Linked DNA regions of Homo sapiens: region 1 is linked to region 2. A link is an interaction called in ENCODE POLR2A ChIA-PET data of the cell type or tissue named here. Cell type or tissue: GM12878. All regions are shown on one strand. Links, peaks and the distances in the headings refer to the core of each region. The heading gives the core; the rest is flanking DNA.

Region 1 (5,000 bases), core at 1-5,000, 220 kb after region 2:
ATGACATTGATTGTTATCTGAGAAGGACACGTATGCTGAGTCACATACAGTAGGTAAGTGAAAAAAGCAAGGTAGGATTAATATATAGTATGCAATTATTTGCTGTCATTCTTTACTAAGAGAAATTTTGTTGAGAGTGGAATGGGCCTAGATAAAATAGTTCACTCCCCAGGCTCCCTCCAAGTGGCTATGTGACACCACTGTGGCCACAGAGATATAAATGGGAGACAGCTGGAGATCTGAGGACATTTCTGCTTTAATACAGGAACCACCTTTCCCTCTTCCCTGCTACTTCTTCATTTCTGAGACGCAGATGTGAGAGTGAAGGTGGAGCAGTCAACTCGTGACCGTGACCGTAAGACTTAATAAGCAAGATAACGTAACTACTCAGTTACATTAAGCGTAACTGAGTAGAAACATGGATAGAAGCCGGGACATTGATGATACAGTGGAGACGCTACACCCACCCCAGACCTCTCATTAGAGAAATCCAAACTCCTGCTTGGTTAAGCCAGGATAGTTGCGTTTCTGTTTTATGAGAGATACTTATATTGTGAAAATTCATTGAATACATAAAATATCTCTGGAAGTACACACAAGAAACTGTAGTCTTAGCTGCCTCCTGGGAGGACAAATTATGAGTGATTTCAGGACAACACTGGACAAGAAACTTGCTTTTCATTTGTAGTCTTTTATATTTTTGAATGCTGAATTTACATTTATATATTCAACAAAAAAAGTGTGGAAATGACATATTACATCACCAAACCAGGTCCATTTGCCCTCATGCAATGGAAAGGCAAACACTGAAGGACTGAGTTTTTGCAGCAAGAAAGGTTTATTGAGTCAACTGGCAAGGAGATGGGAAAATGCTCATCTGTCTCCCCCAAGCTGGGGGCCTGGGCTGGGTTTTATAAGTATAGGGTAATAAGGTGTTATCTGATTGGATCTTGCAATGAAGTGATGCTGGGAGGCATGATCTGACTGGATCCTGCCATGAGGTGACAGCAGGGATTGATCTGATTGGATCCTGGATCCTGCCATGTGGTGTCCACTTCTTAATTCACTCCCCGCTCCTTGGGTTTGAGCACTTAGGTTCCTCTGGTGATTGCACGCTTGGTTCATGCACACTGGGTATGCTCAGGTTACTTAACCTTTGTTACAATTGAACCAGATTGGTCTGGTGAAGTTATATTTCAATAGGGAAAATCAAAAGAGACTGTTTCCTTCATGAATTTGATGGTTTGAGAAATACATTTTCCAACAGTCCTGCTGTTGGATGACATAACAACACCTTGTTATGTCATCATCAAAGGCAAAGTTGTCTCAAGAAATAAATCATAAATTGTGCTTCAGTAACTGAATTTTGAACAGTATTTGTTAAAAATAAATTAACCATCTATGCTATACCTCAATAATGGAGGGGGGATGTGTTTTAAGGAAATTTTCACTGTGTCTGTAATGGGTTTTTCTGTTTTTTTTTTTTGAGTTGGGGTCTCACACTGTCACTCAGGCTGGAGTGCAGTGGTATGATCTCAGCTTACTGCAGCCTTGACTTCTCCAGCTCAGGGGATCCTCCTGCCTCAGCCTCCCAAGTAGCTGGGACCACAGACATGCTCCACTACGGCCGGCTAATTTGCACTTTGGGAGTGTAGATGCACTTTGGGAGGCTGAGGCGGGCAGATCACGAAGTCAAAAGTTCAAAACCAGCCTGACCAACATAGTGAAACCATGTCTCTACTAAAAATGCAAAAAAATTAGCCAGGCATAGTGGTGCACGCCAGCTACTCAGGAGGCTGAGGCAGGAGAATCACTTGAACCCAGGGGGCAGAGGTTGCAGTGAGCTGAGATTGCACCACTGCACTCCAGCCTGGGTGACAGAGCAAGACTCCGTCTCAAAAAAAAAAAAAAAATCAGATCTCACATTAACTTACTCACTATCATGAGAACAGCGCCAAAGAAGAAATCCACCCCCATGATCCAATCACCTCCTACCATGCCCCATCTCCAACTTTGGGGATTACAATTGGACTTGAGATTTGGGCAGGGACACAGACCTAAACCATATCACTAACTGTGAAAAATTAGAGTGCATTCAAATATAATAAGGCACTCTCACTCCCTTGAATTACCATCTGCTTTCTGGAGAAGCAGAGATATGGCTGGTACAATGAGGTACCCAGACTTTCACCTGACCCACAACTTATCTCTGCTTCAGCTAGTGGCTAGTACCCCTGACAGTTGCACCACAAATAAATTTAAAAACTTGCTGCCTGGGAGTCATGATTTTTATTTTTTTAAATTTATGTATTTATTTTTTGAGACAATATTTTGCTCTGTCACCCAGGCTGGAGTGCAGTGGCACAATCACAGCTCTCTGCAGCCTCGATCTCCTGGGTTCAAGCCATCCTCCCACTTCAGCCTCCTGATTAGCTGGGACTAAAAAATACATATGCCACCATGCCCAGCAAATTTTTTGATTTTTTTTTTTTTTTTTTTTTTTTTTGTAGAGACCAGGTCTCACTATGTTGCCCAGGCTAGTCTCAAACTCCTGAACTCAAGCAATCCTGATCCTCTCAGCTTGGTCTCCCAAAGTGCTGGGATTACAGGTGTGAGGCACTGTGCCCAGCATGATTTTTATACTTACTTTAATTTTCTTGTTAATCGTACCCATAGATGAATTCTTAATATGGAAAGAGGCAGGGGAGACAACTCAGACACAAAGACTACATCCACGTCTAGGAGACACAGGAGAGAGCATGACCCAGGGATAATTTCTGTTATAAACCACACAACAGCAATGATTACCAAATCAAAAGGAGAGAAACTGATGGTTAAGTGCTATTTCTCATAATCATAGTCATATTGATATATATACATAAATTCTGTTATCGTTTTAAATAGTAAAATAAGATTAATTCATGTTTATTCTGCAACAGTGCATACTTGTTCCTTTCCTGATGTTATCTATTGTATTAGAAAGACATGGAAAAATGTTAAACTTGTTTAAAAAATTTTAATTTAAATAAAGCTTTATGTTTTAAAAAATTAGATTGGTTATATTTGTGTACTTTTTCTTATAAAATGACAGAGCTTTTAAAAGTTCTTTAAAGGGCTGATTTTACACCACTAATATGTTTATAAAATGCTTTGATAAATCTCATGCCAAAAAAAATCTGAGGGGCTATTCACCTTACTTCTCCATAAAATGTTTAATATTCCACAAAAAAATGGTTATGGCCAGGAGAATGTGCCTTGTGTATGAATGTCATTCACCATGTAAGTTGCTGGGGTGAAAAGGGCCGATAAACAAAAGAAAATCAGCACATCATCAACAAATTCTAATAAAACTAGTAATAGAATCAGCTGCAATTCAAAATGGACACTAAAGAAGACCAAATCTGGACTTCTGAGTAACAGTATGTGTGATAAATTACATATTTATTCTGCTCTAAGTCCAAGATGTTTACCATACTGCTCCCAAGCAAAACAAGCAAAGAAACAAAAAATTATACTATCCCACATGGAGATGGATTGCTAAGGTACAGCTACAAAGAAATATGTATCCTAGAGGAACACTGATATTTTCGTTAGGTTACATGTTGCCCGATTAGATTAAGAATAAAGACGGCCGGGCGCAGTGGCTCACGCCTGTAATCCCAGCACTTTGGGAGGCCGAGGCGGGCAGATCATGAGGTGAGGTCAGGAGATCGAGATCATCCTGGCTAACACAGTGAAACCCCGTCTCTACTAAAAATACAAAAAATTAGCCACGCGTGGTGGCGGGCGCCTGTAGTCCCAGCTACTTGGAAGGCTGAGGCAGGAGAATGGCGTGAATCTGGGAGGCAGAGCTTGCAGTGAACCGAGATTGCGCCACTGCACTCCAGCCTGGGTGACGAGCGAGACTCCGTCTCAAAAAAAAAAAAAAAAAAAAAAATTATAATTGCGTGCAAGGCCCCTCACTTGTTTCCATCCATGTATTCATTCTTTTTTTTTTTTTTTTTTGAGATGGAGTCTCATTCTGTCACCCAGGCTGGAGTGAAGTGGTGTGATCTCAGCTCTCTGCAAACTCTGCCTCCTGGGTTCAAGCGATTCTCCTGCCTCAGCCTCCCGAGTAGCTGGGACTACAGGCATGTGCCACCATGCCCAGCTAATTTTTGTATTTTTAGTAGAGACAGGATTTCACCATGTTGGCCAGGATAGTCTCGAACTCCTGACCTCAGGTGATTCGACGCCTCGGCCTCCCAAAGTACTGAGATTACAGGCGTGAGCCCAGCCCATTCTCTTTTATATTCATATTACACACTCTCTCATATACCTTGGCAACCACTTTACTATGTTTACAGTAAATGTTTTTGTATTTTTGGAAAATATGTATTTCTTATGTTAATTTATTAAGGTATAATTTACATTCAGTAATAGCCAACCAATCTTTGACAAAGGAGCAAAGGCAATTCAATAGGAAAAGGTTAATCTTTTCAACAAATTGCTCTGGAATCACCATATGCAAAAAAAAAAAAAAAAAAAAAAAAGGATCCAGAAACAAACTTTAGACCTTTCACAAAAATTAATTCAAAATGGGTCATAGGCCTTAATATAAAATGCAGAGCTATAAAACTTCTAGAAGAAGAAAGGAGAAAGACTAGATGACTTTGGATTTGGCTATGAATTTTCAGATACAACACCAAAAGCATGATTCATGAAAGAAAAATTGATGTCAAACTTTATTAAAATTAATAACTTCTGCTCTGCACAAGACACTGTTAAGAGAATGAAAAAGTCACAGACCAGAGAAATTATTTATAAAACATGTATCTGATAAAGTACTTGTATCCAAAACATACAATGAACTCTTAAAACTCAACAAAAACAAAGAAACCAATTTTAAAATGGATCATCTGAACAGATATCTCAACAAATAAGATAAACAGATGGCAAATAAGCATTTAAAAATGTCTGGGTGGGGTTGGCTCACGTCTGTAATCTCAGCACTTTGGGAG
Region 2 (6,030 bases), core at 1,031-6,030:
TTGGGCGCGATGGCACACACCTGTAGTCTCAACTACTCAGAAGGCTGAGGCAGGAGGATTGCCTGAGCCCAGCAGTTCAAGGCTGCAGTGAGCTATGATCACATGCCACTGCATTCCAGCCTGGGTGACAGAGCAAGTCAAAAAAGTGGGGTGGGTGTGCAAGTGGGGTTGTTAGACTAGAAACCTAAAACACAAATCTAACAAAGAAACAAATCAGTAAATGAGACTTCCTCAAAATTAAACATTTTGTTCTATGTAAAAAGATCCTATTAAGAAGACAAGCCAGGCGCAGTGGCATGCATCTGTAGTCCCAGCTACTCAGGAGGCTGAGGCAGGAGGGCTGCTCGAGCCCAGGAATTTGAGATTAAGGTAAACTATAATCACTCTTGTGAACAGCCACTGCACTGCAGCCTGAGCAACACAGTGAGATCCCATGTCAAAAACAAACAAGGAAACAAACAAAAAAAAAGACAAGTTACACCACAGGAGAAAAGATCTGCAAACCACAAACCCAACGAAGGACTAGAATCTAGAATCTAGAAAGAACTCTGAAAACTCATAAGTTAAAAAAAAAAAAAAAACACTGCAATTAGAAAAGACAAAAGACATAAAAAGATATTTCACTGAAGAGGATATTCAGATGGCAAATAAACAAATAAAAGGATGTTCAACATCATTAGCTATTAGGGAAATGCAAACTAAAACCACCATGAAGGCCAGCCACGGTGGCTCACACCTGTAATCCTAGCACTTTGGGAGGTTGAGGGGAGAAGATCACTTGACTCCAGGAGTTTGAGACCAGCCTGGCCAACATGGTGAAACCCTGTCTCTACAGAAAATACAAAGAATTAGCCAGGTGTGGTGGCGTGTGCCTGTAGTCCTGACTACCTGGGAGGCTTGAGAGGCGGGAGGATCACCTGAGCCAGGGAGGTTGAGGCTGCAGGGAACCATGATCATGCCACTGCCCTCCACCCTGGGTGACAGAGCGAGACCTTATCTCAAAAAAAAAAAAACAAAACAAAAACAACAACAAAACACAATGAGATATCACTATACTCCTATCAAAATGGCAAAACTAAAAAATAGTGATAGCATCAAATGCTGACAAGGATGCAGAAACACTGGATCATTCATTCATGGCTGCTAGGAATGTAAAATGATACAGTCAGTCTGGAAAATAATTTTGCAGACCTTTTAAAACTAAAACTAAAACTACCATACAGCCCAGCAACTGATAACCCTTGGGCATTTACCAGAGATATAAAAATTTATTTTTGCACAGGAAATTGTATATGAATATTCATAGTAATTTTATTCATTAACAGCCAAACACAGAAAACTACACTAATGTTCTTCAGCTGGTAAATGTTTAAACAAATGAAACTACATTATATGATAGAATACTTCTCAGCGCCCCCCTCCCCGCCCCTTAAAAGGAACAAACTAGTGATATACACAGCAACTTGGATGAACCACTGGGGCTAGAGAGAGTGGGTGAGGTTATCAAAAAGTTAGCAAGAGGGAGTCTTGTGGGTGACAGGACAGTTAGGTATCTTTTATTGTGGTGGTAGTTACATGTGATAAATCTGCACAGAGCTACAAATACACATGACTGCAAATACAACTAATAAAATCTGAAAAGCTCTGTGTATTGTACCAATGTTATGTCCTAGTTTGGATACTGCACTATATTAAGAAAGATGTTAACAATGGAGAAGGCTAGGTTAAGAGTACACAGGATGTTCCTATACATTTCTCAACTTCCTACAAATCTGTAATTATTTCAAGATCAAAAGGTGTTTTTTTTTTTTTTTTCCCGAAGAAATACAAGCTACAGACTGGAAGAAAACATTTGCAAACTACATCTCTGACTAAAACTAGTATCTACAATATGCAAAGGAACTCTCAAAAGTCAATAATATAAAAACAAGTAATTCAATTAAAGAATGAGAAAAATATGCACAGACATTTCACCAAAGAGTATAAGTATGTCGACAGATGGCAAATAAGTATGTGGAAAGATGTTCAACATCATTAGTCATTAGGAAAATGTAAATTAAAACCAAAATGAGTTATCGCTACATACATACTTAAACATCTAAAAATAAAAAAAGTGACAATAACAAATATGCTGGCAAAGACAGAGAAAAACTGGACCTCTCATACAATACCAGAAGAAACAGAAAGTGGTACAGCCACTCAGGAAGACAACTTGGTATTTTCTCCCAAAAAAAAAACCCCCAAAAACCCATATACTTACACATATGACCCAGCAATTCCATTCCTGGGCATGTATTTGGAGAAAAGAAAACTTATGTCCATACAAGCACCTGTACATGAATACTCAGGATAACATTATTTATGATAGCCAGAAACTGTAAACAACCAAAATGCTCTTAAATAATTCGAATAGTTAGAGAAATTGTGATATATCCATACCATGAATCATTACTTAGCAATAAAAAAGAACTGATGGCTAATGTGCAACACCAATCATAAAAAAAACTCAAAAGACAATCACAATGGAAAAAGTAGTCACAACTTATATCACAAAGTGCTAAATTTCTTAAGTCTATAAAAAAGGGTAAAAAGCCCAACCACCAAATTTCAAAATAAAAAGCTCAAGGAACTTTGAAGAGTAAAAAAAAAAAAAAGAAATATATATACATATATAGTCACCCAGCCTGAGTGACGAGAGTAAAACTCCGCTCATAAATAAATAACGATGTGCTTTTATAATTTAAAAAATATATTTTTAAAAACAACAACAACAACAACAACAAACTTCACCCTCACCCATAAGAGAAGTGCAAGTTAAAACTATAATGAGTTATAAATTTTCGCTGTTAATTTGGAATGATCAAAAAGTTTAATAACACATGGTATCGTTGAAGGCACAGGAGGAAAAAACAGTCTCTTACAGAGCCTGTAAGATTATAAATTAGCAAACACACCTTTCTCTAGAGGGAAATTTGGCAACATCTACAAAAAATATTTAGATGCACTTTCTATTTCTAGGAATTATAAAACTACTGGCTATATTTAGACAAGTGCATAGTGATATATATCACAGAATATTCTCTACAGCAATGTTTTCAACAGCAAGAAACTACCCAAATGTTGACCAACAGGGGAATATTTAATAACACAGAATCCAACGAATCTATTGCCTACTAAGTAGCTGCTAAAAAAGAATGAGGCAAATATGTTTGTTTGTAGGTGCAGCAGCTACCCCAGTAAAAATATAAAAAGAACTGAAAGCAACACCTGTGACTGAAATAAGGGTGAAAGAGGGACTTCCTTTTCATTGCAAACCCTTTTGTAACTTTTGAGTTTTGTACATCAATGTATTATCTATTTAAAAATTTAAAAACAATCAAAAAATTAAGTACAATTGACCCTTGAACAACACAGATTTTAACTGTGTGGGTCCATTTATACACAGATTTTCTTCCACCTCTGTCACCTCTTAGACAGCAAGATGAAAATCCTCCTATTACTCCTCCCCTTTAGCCTACTTAATGCAAACATAACAAGTATGAAAACCTTTATAATGATCCACTTAATAGTAAATATATTTTCTTTCCTTATGATTTTCTTAGTAACAGTTTCTTTTCTCTAGCTTACTTTGCTGTAAGAATACAGTACACAATACATACATATACAAAATACGTGTTAATCAACTGTTTATGTTATTGGTAAGGCTTCTGGTAAACAATAGGTTATAGTAAAGTTTTGGAGGAGTCAAAAGTTACATGTGAATTTTTGACTGTGTGTGTTGCAAAGGTGGCATCCCAATCCCCTTGTTGTTCAAGGGTCAACTATACAATAATTCCATGTTAGCAGAAAAGTATACAATTAGACCAGTGGAACAGAGTAAGATCTAGAATAATATTCAAAGGAAGTTTTGGGAAAAAAATAAAATTAGAGCCCTATACTCATGTAAACAAAAATAAAATTCAGAATTGATTAAAAAACCCCACAAATGTCAGAAGTGGAAAATGTTATTTACTCCTCTAGGAGGTAGCATAGGTCATCTGGAATCAGACAAAATCCAACAGCTACTGGTTTAATATATGAAAAGCAATCAGTGTTAGACACCATATTAATAGAATAATGGGAAAAACTATACAATCATCTCATCAGATGTTGAAAAAGCATTTAATAAATTACAACATGCAGGCTGGGCACGGTGGCTCACACCTGTAATCCCAGCACTTTGGGAGGCCGAGGCAGGTAGATCACCTGAGCTCAGGAGTTCGACACCAGCCTGGCCAATGTGGGGAAACCCCGCATTTAATAAAAATACAAAAATTAGATGGGCGTGGTGGTGCGTGCCTGTAGTCCCAGCTACTTGGGAGGCTGAGGCAGAAGAATCACTTGAACTGAGGAGGCAGAGGTTGCAGTGAACTGAGATCATGCCATTGCACTCCAGCCTGGGTGACAAGAGTAAAACTCCGTCTCAAAAATAAATAAATAAATTAATTAATTAATTACAACATGCTTTTATAATTAAAAAACTCAACAGGAAGGGCATCTATGAAAGAATCCACAGCTAACATTATACTTAATGGTGAAAGACAAGATGCTTTTCTTAAGGAACAAGAAAAGAATATCTACACTTCAAATTCAATAGCATATGAAAAGGGTTTTACATAATGATCAAGTGGGGTTTATTCCTGGAATGCAAGGATGGTTCAGTGTATGAAATTCAATATAATACACCACATTAACAGAATGAAAAAAACTACATGATCATCTGAATGGATGTAGAAAAGACATTTGACAAGTTTCAACAACATTTCATGATAAAAAACACTCAACTAGGAATGGAAGGAAACTATCTCAACATAATGAAGACCATATATGAAAAACCCACCACTAACATCACATTCAATGGTGAATGACTGAAAGCTTTTCCTCTAAGATCAGGAACAAGGCAATTCTTGCCACTTCTACTCAACATAGTACTAGAAGTACTAGCCAGAGCAATTACACACACACAAAAAAATGAAAGGCATTCAAATTTAAAAAGAAGTAAAATTAATCTCTGTTCACAGATGACATGACGTATGTAGAAAACTCTAAAAGTTTCATGCAAAAGAAAAAAAATATTAGAACTAAGAAACAAACAGGAAAACTGCAGGATACAAAATCGACACACAAAAAATGAGTCCTGTTTCCATACACAAACAATGAACACACTGAAAAGGAACTTAACAATTCAATTTTCAGTAGCATCAAGAAGGATAAAATACTTAGGAATAAACTTGACCAAAGAGGCAAAAGACATGTACACTGAAAACTACAAAACATTTCTGAAAGAAATTAAAAATATAAAAAAAAGGATAATGCTCATGAATCAAAAACAATATTGTTTAAATGTCCATAATACTCAAAGCAATCTACAGATTTAATGTAATCTTTATCAAAATCTCAATGGTATCTTTTGCAAAAATAGTAAAAAAAAAAAAAATCCTAAAGTTGATATAAAATCTCAAGGGACTCCCAAAAGCAAAAACAATCTTGAAAAAGAACAAAACTGCAAGCCTCACACTTCCTTATTTCAAAACGTATTACAAAGCTACAGTAATCAAAACAGTGTGGTCTTGACATAAAGACATACAGACCAATGGAACAGAATAGTGAGCCCAGAAACAAACCCTCACACATACATAGCCAAATGATCTCTGACAAGGCTGTCAAAACCACACAATGGAAAAAGGACAGTCTTCAGTTTTTATTCAAACATATAGTTTCAAAATAAACATTTAAATAAAATTCTAGGAACTGCAGATTATCTTGAAAGGACATATAGAGATAATAAACTAATTTATTTGTTTTTTCAACAATTCAGGCTTTTTATTTTTACCTATCTTAAAGTGATTTAATTATAATACTACATCCAACATTCGGTTTCTTTTGTACTGTAATATCTCCATCTTTGGCACATCTAAAGCTTATTTACATTTCAGTTTTAATAAATTTAGCCAAGAGTAGTGCCAAAGAATTACAATAACTAATCTCTGC

The links. ChIA-PET counts read pairs that join two places held together with the same protein. Peaks named below come from ENCODE experiments on the same cell type or tissue, not always from the same donor. Only the 100,000 strongest peaks of a DNase experiment are listed, where the experiment ranks them.
Region 1: POLR2A ChIA-PET joins it to region 2 with 5 read pairs; 3 of 35 experiments call an interaction of 5 or more read pairs at or near these places.

Annotation. Positions count from the first base shown.
Region 1 is chr15:67,874,943-67,879,942 of GRCh38, reverse strand. No RefSeq gene overlaps it. Among named protein-coding and RNA genes, the nearest start is that of RNU6-1, 37 kb to the right of the region's middle. In GM12878, for the core only: no CTCF peak of the experiment used is centred there; no DNase peak of the experiment used is centred there.
Region 2 is chr15:68,095,884-68,101,913 of GRCh38, reverse strand. All of the region lies in intron 2 of PIAS1 (protein inhibitor of activated STAT 1), which reads right to left. Among named protein-coding and RNA genes, the nearest start is that of PIAS1, 45 kb to the right of the region's middle. In GM12878, for the core only: no CTCF peak of the experiment used is centred there; no DNase peak of the experiment used is centred there; H3K4me3 peaks cover 1,512 bases; H3K27ac peaks cover 2,207 bases.